3 separate regions of the Homo sapiens genome follow, and regions 2 and 3 are each linked to region 1. Evidence: chromatin contacts called from ENCODE Hi-C or POLR2A ChIA-PET data. All regions are on one chromosome and are shown on one strand. Each heading gives the region's core, a stretch centred on a gene start or an enhancer-like site at or near the end of the contact. The rest is flanking DNA. Distances are from core to core; before and after follow the strand shown. Region 1 holds the start of SPATA6 (spermatogenesis associated 6). Region 2 holds the start of CDKN2C (cyclin dependent kinase inhibitor 2C). Region 3 holds the start of LRRC41 (leucine rich repeat containing 41).

Region 1 (2,979 bases), core at 74-2,573:
CATAAGAAGACTTACTGAGTAAGAAGGAGCGAAGAGACCGAATGGTGAATTTTGGTTCCAAACTCCGTACAGGTCTGTGCCTGCAGGACTAAAACGGGGTGTGGAAAGGGTCTTGTGGAGATTTCCTCCAGAACAGACAAGCGGGAGTATTCCTCTAAACAGGGGAATGAGAGGGTTCTCTAAAGAATGCAGGGGAAGAAGTTCAAAACCCTTGGAAGTCTTCTGAGATCAACAAGGGGAATAGAGTTTTCTCCTAGCATGGAGAGGTCCAGCCCCTTCACTGGATGAGTGGGGTTCTCTGCCCCAGCTGGACTTCCACAGGAGGATGGAGGAAAGCATCCTCTTGAGCAAGTCTGGAGAGTGAAGGGGTGGGGTTGCAAGGTTGGAGAAGGAGGTGTTTCCCTCATAAAAATGACTGGGCCTTTCTTGCAATGGCTGGCACAAAGTCGGAAGGGTCTGGGGACGGGAGGGGCCTGAAGTGATTTCTGAGGAGTTGGGTTTTTCCTGTAAGGCCCTGGGAGGGAAGGCAAGGTACTTTGCGCAATGACACATTTCAGTTGTTGGATGTGAAGATTCTCCTTCGAAGACAGAATAAAGAAAGGCCCCTTCATTAATGCGGGTTTGAAACTGGTCTGAAATGGTGTGCCTGCAGGGATTCGGGAGGAAATGCGACGCCCACCCCCAGACTTGGGAAAGGCGGGGGCAATAATTCTCTAAGAGAACTGGAGCCCGAAAGAGGAATGAAAAGCCCCCGCGCCGCGCACATACACTCTCTCTCACTGGAAAGTTAGGAGCGAGGAAAGAACTCTGAAGTGATTTGGGAACGATCTGAAAGCGCGCAAGTTGGAAGTCGGGTTGAAGCCAGCATAGCGGAGCAGGGGTCAGGCCTCTGCGTGGCCGGAGTGGGAGAGCGCTTCTGAGAACAAGATGGGGCAGGACCGAAGGGGCGTGAGGTCGACGCTCCCTAGGGATGATTCGGAGGGTGAAGGAGGTTTGGGGGTGGTTCCGGGCTCTCGGAGGTGACTGAGGGAGTCCCTGAGCCAATGCCCGGGGGTGGGAGGCGCTACCGGTACTCACTGAGCTGATCTCCAGCGCCAGGGCGCACTGCAGCGCCTTCACCTTCGGCATCCGTGCGGGGAGGGGCGGCGGGGAGTGACCCCGGCCACGGGCCCGAGTGAGGCGGGGAGACCTGGGGCTGGGCGGGGACGGGGAGGAGACGAGGTGGCGGCGGCGGTGGCAGCAGTGGCCCCCAGGCCGGGGCCCGCGGTCCAGCCTGGGTTCCGCCGGAGAAGCAGCTGAGCGCGGGGCGCAGACTCGTTGTCATGGCAGCCAGGAGGGGCGGGGCCGGAAGAGAGGCCGCGCGGGGCACTCCAGGGCTACCCGCGCTGGGACGAGCGCTGGAGGCGGAGCTTGACGAACGCCGAGCGAGGCGGAGTCGGGCAGGGGGCGGGGCTTCCGAAGGGGCGGGGTGAGGCAAGGCAGCTCTTCTGTGACGTCAAACTGCGCCCAAAGCCGGACGAAAGGGAGCTGCTGTTTGTATAATGGGACGGTGCTCTGTTCAGGGAGTTGGAGTTCCTGTAAGGCCGTCGGAGGGAACCCCTGAGTTACAACGTGGTGATGGCACCTTGGGCTAGTGGCGACCCACTGTGGCCTCAGTTTTCCCAATTGTAAAAGAATAATAATTATTGTTAGTCCTCCTATTTAAATTTCACGGCACGGTTTACAAAGCCAGCATAAGGATACTGGGAATTAGGGAAGAGACTTGCCCAAATCAAAGTCGGAACCAGGACTGGAACCCAGGAGCTCTCAAGTTAAACCCCAGTTGCCTCCCTGAGGAGAGGGGCTTGCATCAGATGGTCCATACTCCTAGTCTCCTATTCTGTGATTCCCTTTGTTAGCGCGTTCCCTTTTCCCTTCAAATTTTCCTGTCTAATTCACCCATGTATGCGTCTTAATGCATATTGCTTAAGTGGAACTGTCAATGAGGTGCCAACAATAAGTCCAGCTGTGAAGGGCCTGACAATAGACCATCAAAGATAAAAAGAACCTAAGAGATTGCCCAATCCAATCATGTTAAAAATCATTTGTATTGCAAAATACATTATACATGCAGAAGTGTATAAAACACGTTTATCTTAATAATAATGTGAACAGTACCTGTACAACTAGCACCCGGTTAAGAAATAAAACATTACCAGCACCTGAAAAATGCCCCCAACGATTACATTGCCTTTCTCGCCCTGGAGTAACCACTACCCTGACTTTTGTACAATAATTCTCTTCCTTTTGCCATTCATGTATGCATTTCTAAACAAGATATTGTTTAATGTTTTCCGGTATTGATAGTATATAAATGGTATTAATACTGTATGTATTCTTCTGTGATTTGCTTCTCCCACTTAATATTATGCCACCGGTGATGCTGTGTAGCTGAAGTTTTTTCCATTGCTGGACAGTATTCCAATATAGATTGATTTATCCTTCCTACTATCAATGATCACTTACACTGTTTTCATTTTTAGCTATTATTAACAATGTTGTGAACATTGTAGTACAAGTCTGTGTCTATTAATGCACATGTACTAGCGTAGGAGTGGGTTAGCTGGGTATTAGGGTTTTGCACATGTGGGTCTTTAAAAAGTAAGACCACACCATTTTCCAAAGTAGTGTACCTATTTATGTTTCTGGTGCTTATGTATAAGAGTTCTTATTTTTCCACATCATCAGCAACATTTGTGTTTGGATTTTTAACTTTTGTATATTTGGATGTGTGTATTTTAGGTATTTCATTGTGGTTTTATCTTGAATCTCTGGGTACTGTTGAGGTTGAGTACCTTTGGTTTTGTTAGCCTTTCCATTATCTCTTATTGAACTGCCAAGTAGTTATCTTGCCCCCTTTTCTGTTGGTCTCTCTCTCAGTTCTTTATATACTCTGGATAATAATTATATGTCTACTCTATATGTTGCAAATATCCTTTC
Region 2 (2,979 bases), core at 183-2,682, 2.5 Mb after region 1:
AACCGGCACCCTCTCTGAGAGGCAACAGAAGCAGCAATTGTTTCAGCGAAAAAAGCAGCAAGGGAGGGAGTGAAGGAAAAAAGCAAAAAAGGGGGCGACACGCAAGTGCCTGTAGGGGTGAAAGGAGCAGGGACCGGCGATCTAGGGGGGGATCAGCTACAAAAGAAACTGTCACTGGGAGCGGTGCGGCCAAGGAGGAAGCAGTGCTGCCAGGCTCTGCTCCAGGGCACAGCTGGCTGGCGGCTGCCCTGTCCGCAGCAAAGGGGCACAGGCCGGGGACCGCGAGAGGTGGCAAAGTGGCACCGGGCGCCGAGGCTGCTGAGCGCTCGCCGAGACGGCGACCGGACTGGCTGCCCCGGAACTGCGGCGACTCTCCCTACTCAGAACTTGGCCTACGTTTCCCAGGACTCTCCCCATCTCCAGAGGCCCCCACAAAACCGGGAAAGGAAGGAAAGGACAGCGGCGGCAGCAGCTCAATGAGTGCCTACAGCAGAAAGCCTGAACGAGCTCGGTCGTAGGCGGGAAGTTCCCGGGGGGGCTGCCCAGTGCAGCCGCAATGCTGCCGCGAGCTGCCCCAGCAGTCCGGGCTCCGTAGACGCTTTCCGCATCACTCTCCTTCCTCGGGCTGCCGGGAGTCCCGGGACCTGGCGGGGCCGGCATGACGGGCTTCTCGGGGGCCCGCCGCACGCCCGGCAGCCTCCGGAGACGCGCGCCGAGCCCGGCTCCCACGGCCTCTGAGGCTCGGCGGGGCTGCGGCTGCCTGGCGGGCGGGCTCCGGAGCTTTCCTGAGCGGCATTAGCCCACGGCTTGGCCCGGACGCGACCAAAGGCTCTTCTGGAGAAGCCCAGAGCACTGGGCAATCGTTACGACCTGTAACTTGAGGGCCACCGAACTGCTACTCCCGTTCGCCTTTGGCGATCATCTTTTAACCCTCCGGAGCACGTCAGCATCCAGCCACCGCGGCGCTCTCCCAGCAGCGGAGGACCCAGGACTATCCCTTCGGCGAGACGGATGGAAACCGAGCCCCCTGGAGGACCTGCCCCTGCAGTTCTGCCTCACACGGCTCAAGTCACCACCGTGAACAAGGGTGGGTGAATGCCTTTTCTTCCCCCTGAATGTCTTTCCTTCCGCGGTATTTTCTGCCCCGATCTATAGTCCCTTGAGTCTCCACACACACTCCTCACAGAGATCTGTAGCGTAGGTACGTGACAGCTCTGCCTACATCTGACGTCCGGAGTCATTAACCAGGAATGTATGTGTGTCTGTGTGTCTCTCTGTGGAGTCGTCAGAATTCTTCATAGGGGTTAAGCTAAAAAAGCGAGGCGAGGAGCCCCTCTCCAATGGCTCAGTTTTGCTGAATAATCACGTGTGAATCGAGGGGCGGGCTTTTGGCAGGCAGATCTTACTAGTATTTACTACCAAGCTCTACTCCAGATTAACCATCCCAGTCCTTCTGTCAGTCTCCGATGCCATCATGCAGCCTGGTTAGGAGCAAAGGAAAGGGGAAAAAGAAAAACGACTAATTCATCTTTTCCTGATCGTCAGGACCCTAAAGAATGGCCGAGCCTTGGGGGAACGAGTTGGCGTCCGCAGCTGCCAGGGGGGACCTAGAGCAACTTACTAGTTTGTTGCAAAATAATGTAAACGTCAATGCACAAAATGGATTTGGAAGGACTGCGCTGCAGGTTGGTATTAAGAGAGGTGGGGAAAACAAGTCAATAATGTTGCCTACGTGACCCGGGTTTCTAGATTTACAGCTTTTAAGCTTTCAGGGACATAAAATTTCACTGTTTTTAAACCTAGTTGGTTGCCATATTTTATATCTTTAAGTGGATGCAACTTCTCAAAATGACGTACTTTGAACAAACTCCTCAAATCCAATAACATCCTTGATATCAAGTGGGGTCCAGATTTGGTCTTAGTTTTTGGAATGTTTTTGTGACGGTGGGGATTTTAAAGTAGTCAGTGTAGGGCCGAGGTTTGTTTGTTTTGTTTTGTTTTTAAAGACAGCTCTGTAAACACATTATTATGATTATTATTTGAAGTAAATACACTGCTATTAGTGGTTTTACGTACTTTGCCCCCAATAATAGACTTTAACGTTAATTTTCTTGACTACTGATGAGGGTGTTTTTCCTTCAAATGCTTCAAGTTTTGACAAACGACCTTTCCTCGTTTGGAATGGGTGGCCTGGGCACCGGGACAGGATGTACATTTTACAGTTAATGTAATACCATCCACTCATTCAGGAGTCGGGAGGAATAAAAAGTTGAATTTTCTAATCAGAGCTCAGCTGCAGTGTCTTTGTCTCTACGGTCATGCCGTGGTGTGCTCTAATTTTCAGTAATTAGATTTACAGGCAACAATTGACACATGTCCAGCTGCCAAGTATTGTACCTGATAATTTTTTTCCTCTTCTGAATGTTATCATGTAACTTAGGTGAAAGGCTTAGAAACAGAAAAATGACAAAATAGTTTAAAATAGTTGCTTTATCAGAGTTCTGATGATATTCTTATGAGCTATTCTTATTTGGAAATGCAACACTTGAAGCTGTTTTTGAAAACCCAGTGGGGAGAGGGTTTTTAGAGGGCTTTGTTTCGGTTACAAGAATTAAAAATTTAAGTGCCAAGAGATATACTATTAACAAACAAAGTCCATACAGTCTGTACATTTTCAGTCAGAATACACTGGCCTTGCAAAAATTTCAGTATTAAGGAAGTTTATGCACAGATACTAAATTATTTATCTTGTTATTGCTGCTACATTAAGTAATGATTTTTTTTCCTTTTTCTACCTAGTAGTTTTGAACAGGTTTAGTGATGATAGCAAAGTAACAAATTTAATATATTGAAAAGTTTCCTTTTGAAAACTCAAAAGATTATATAAACTTCACAAAGAATGAACTACTTAACCCATGTTCATGATAAGATTTTACAGGATTTTTGACGAACAGGAAGACTGGGAAATTAATAATATTC
Region 3 (2,979 bases), core at 185-2,684, 2.2 Mb before region 1:
CCCGTTCACTCCCATTCAGCCCAAGGCCTCTTGGCGGCGCCGCGCCCCCTGCCACGGCAGCCCGGCAGTCCGGGATCCCCGGGCCGTCGCCCCGCTTGGGGCCTCCTTGGCCCTTCCCGCCTGTCCGTCATTCGAGCCTCCCTCGCTTGTTTAAGCCGCTCCGGGCCCCCCTCCACTCGCTCTCCGGTCCCTCCTCGCCGCTCGAGCCGATCCGAGTGGCCTCCGGCGCTCCCTGTCCTGCGGGTCGCACGGTCGCTCGGTCGCTTAGTCAGTTTGGCACCCGAGACCCCGGTTGTCGGTTCGCTCCCGTCAGCCCTGGGCCGTCAGACAGGCCGCGGCGCCCCGACCCTTTCGTTCGGCCTCTCCCCCTGCCCCATTCCCTCGCTCTCCAATCTGCTGTCCTCCCCTCCGCCCATCGGCTTGGCCTCCGGAATCTCGACCCCCGTGGCGTGTCAGGCAGATGCTGGAGCCCCGGGGCCATCAGTCAGGTTCGGTGGCCCCGGGCCTGGCCTGGCCTTGCCTTAGGCCGGGCCTCCTAACCTCGGCCCCTGCCCTAGGGCAGCCGGGCCATCGCTGCCCACCGGTTCGACATCCGAGACTCTCCTGCCCGGCCCAGCCGAGTGTCAGTTCGCGCGGCCCACAGCCGCAATCCAGCCTCAGTCGCCCGGGCCCAGCCTGCTTCGCTCCAGACCGGGCCTCCTGGCCTCGCCCCCCGCGCCCCCGAGCCAGGCCGCGGTGCGGGTCAGCCTGCCCATTTAGGTCTCCGTCTTTACTCTGTCCAGCCCTGTCAGTCACAAAATTCATTCTCCGATCCTACGAGCTGGCTTTCAGCGCCCCAGGCTGGGCCTTGCCCCGGGCCTCCCGGCCTCGCCCCCCGCGCCCCCCGGCCGCTGGGCCGCCCCTTGCTCTTAGCCAGAGGTAGCCCCTCACCCCGCGACTTACCCCACACCCCGCTCTCCAGAACCCCCATATGGGCGCTCACCGCCCGCCCGCACAGCTCGAACAGGGCGGGGGGAGCGTTGGGGCCCGAGGCCGAGCTCTTCGCTGGCGCCGCCTCCCGGGACGTGGCCTCCATGGTCGTTGCCGCCGCTACCTCACAGAACCAGCAACTCCGGGCGCGCCAGGCCTCGGGCGCCGCCATCTTGGGGAGGTGCGCGAGCCCGAGAGTGTCGCCCGCGGACCGCCATCTTGAAAAGGTCAGCAGTTAGGACGGCTCCATAAGCGATATGGGGAAGAATGTGAATTATTCTAAAGAAATTTCGAAGAAATTAGCACACTTTCCAAGTCTCTTAGGAGCTACTATTTTAGATAAACTCCTAGATCAATTATACTTGGGTGTGGTATGACTAAGGGGATGTTTCTTAGCAAAGCCTCCTCGGGTGCAAACATCAGCTACCCCTAACCTCTGCCTGCGGCTGGTAGTACATGCCAATCTGAGCATGTGTTCGCGACCACGATGAGTGTGCCGCACTTCCGGCCAGATCGCCGGATTTCCGCTGAGTGACCCTTACAAGTCCTTCTTGATCCTGAACTGGGTTAGGTGCCGCTGTTGCTGCTCGTGTTGAATCTAGAACCGTAGCCAGACATGGGACTGGAGGACGAGCAAAAGATGCTTACCGAATCCGGAGATCCTGAGGAGGTAAGGCAAGGCGATCCACTCGGCCCTCTTCTCTGCCCTGAAGCCCAGGACCTAGCCCGCCAAAACACGCACGGGGCCCTCTTAGCCCCCAGTTTACCCTCTAGGGTTTGCATAGTCGGGAGCTCTAGTTCCCTCGACCTTTCCCCAGAATTCGTCCGGTGACTTTGGACAGATAGATGACTAGTTTTTCTCTGGGCCTCGGCTTCTGCATTCTGTGAATGTAGTGAAGGTTTGAGAGCGAAAATGTTTTGTGGACTAAAGTCTTGTAAAAATATGACCTATGTTTGCAGTCAGTCAGATGTTCTGAAGCCCGCGTTTCACAGATTTGGGGAGCAAACAGACCGCCTTGCCCCAGCTCAGGTTAGGAATCCCTACCACATCTTCTATGGAGGTTCGGAAGACCTGGCCTTGTGTTCCTTTTCTTTGAGGAAGGTGTGTGTCTTTGGGGACAATGAAAGAATGTACGATGTGATTCTGTGATGGAAGAGGGAGCTCTTTCCCAGAGAAAGAGTGCTGCTATAATTATTGACTGCTTGCTATTCCAAGTGCTTTATATGCACTAATTAATTTTTTTTTTTTTTTTGAGATGGAATCTCGCTCTGTCGCCCAGGCTGGAGTGCAGTGGCGTGGTCTCGGCTCGCTGCAACCTCCGCCTCCTGGGTTCAAGCGATTCTCCTGCCTCAGCCTCCCAGGTAGCTGGGACTACAGGTGTCCGCCACCACGCCTGGCTAATTTTTGTGTTTTTAGTAGCGACGGGGGTTTCACTCTGTTGGCCAGGCTGATCTCGAACTCCTGACCTAGTGATCCGCCCACCCCGGCCTCCCAAAGTCCTGGGATTACAGGCGTGAGCCACCGCGCCCGGCCCTAATTCATTTCATCTACACACTATTCCTATGAAGTAAGTGTTGGGTACTATTAGTGCCATTTTTACAGATGAGGAAACAAGCATAGAGGTTAAATATCTTTTCTAAGGTCATGCAGCTACCAAATTGGTGCAGCCAGGAATTGCGGCCAAGCAGCGCGGTTCTAGAACCAGGACTCTTATCAATTTTGCGACACAGCTACTAGTTGTTTCTAATCTCATTTCCTGTCCGTCTGTTCTCTGGTCACTTGGGGGCAGCCATTCTGGGCTGTGGGTTCAGAATAATTGGAGACTTATTTATCCCTTAATTTTTCTAGTCTTATTATTTCTAAAAAGAAATAGAACCTGAGGCCGGGCGCAGTGGCTCACGCCTGTAATCCCAACACTTTAGGAGGACGGCCGAGGCAGACAGGTAGCATGAGTCCAGGAGTTGGACCAGCCTGGGCAACGTGGCGAAACCCCGTCTCTACAAAAAATA

Evidence for each region. Hi-C counts contacts between places; a loop is a spot of excess contacts on that map. ChIA-PET counts read pairs that join two places held with the same protein, here RNA polymerase II (POLR2A). Pooled maps may share reads with other maps.
Region 2: a loop to region 1 is called in a map of CD4-positive, alpha-beta T cell, with 10 times the contacts of the local background. The contact joins the promoter of CDKN2C here to the promoter of SPATA6 in region 1. A Hi-C loop is called at or near these places in 1 of 168 maps with a recorded cell type or tissue (CD4-positive, alpha-beta T cell) and 13 of 50 pooled maps. POLR2A ChIA-PET finds 5 or more read pairs at or near these places in 1 of 52 experiments (WTC11).
Region 3: a loop to region 1 is called in a map of naive thymus-derived CD4-positive, alpha-beta T cell, with 20 times the contacts of the local background. The contact joins the promoter of LRRC41 here to the promoter of SPATA6 in region 1. A Hi-C loop is called at or near these places in 1 of 168 maps with a recorded cell type or tissue (naive thymus-derived CD4-positive, alpha-beta T cell) and 5 of 50 pooled maps. POLR2A ChIA-PET finds 5 or more read pairs at or near these places in 1 of 52 experiments (activated CD8-positive, alpha-beta memory T cell).

What each region holds. Positions count from the first base shown.
Region 1 is chr1:48,470,881-48,473,859 of GRCh38, forward strand. SPATA6 (spermatogenesis associated 6) reads right to left here and starts at 1,324. Exons shown (of 13, transcript NM_019073.4): 1 at 1,078-1,324. The coding sequence starts at 1,128. It overlaps LOC124904175 (a long non-coding RNA gene), which reads left to right. Exons shown (of 2, transcript XR_007066074.1): 1 at 1-72. RefSeq lists a silencer at 1,006-1,395 and an enhancer at 1,606-1,655.
Region 2 is chr1:50,968,813-50,971,791 of GRCh38, forward strand. It overlaps CDKN2C (cyclin dependent kinase inhibitor 2C), which reads left to right and starts at 1,433. Exons shown (of 2, transcript NM_078626.3): 1 at 1,433-1,685. The coding sequence starts at 1,557. RefSeq lists an enhancer at 202-271 and a silencer at 502-771.
Region 3 is chr1:46,302,182-46,305,160 of GRCh38, forward strand. LRRC41 (leucine rich repeat containing 41) reads right to left here and starts at 1,435. Exons shown (of 10, transcript NM_006369.5): 1 at 943-1,435. The coding sequence starts at 1,141. It overlaps UQCRH (ubiquinol-cytochrome c reductase hinge protein), which reads left to right and starts at 1,517. Exons shown (of 4, transcript NM_006004.4): 1 at 1,517-1,639. The coding sequence starts at 1,586. RefSeq lists silencers at 1-190, 221-290, 641-790, 821-870, 921-980 and enhancers at 971-1,370, 1,106-1,689, 1,690-2,271.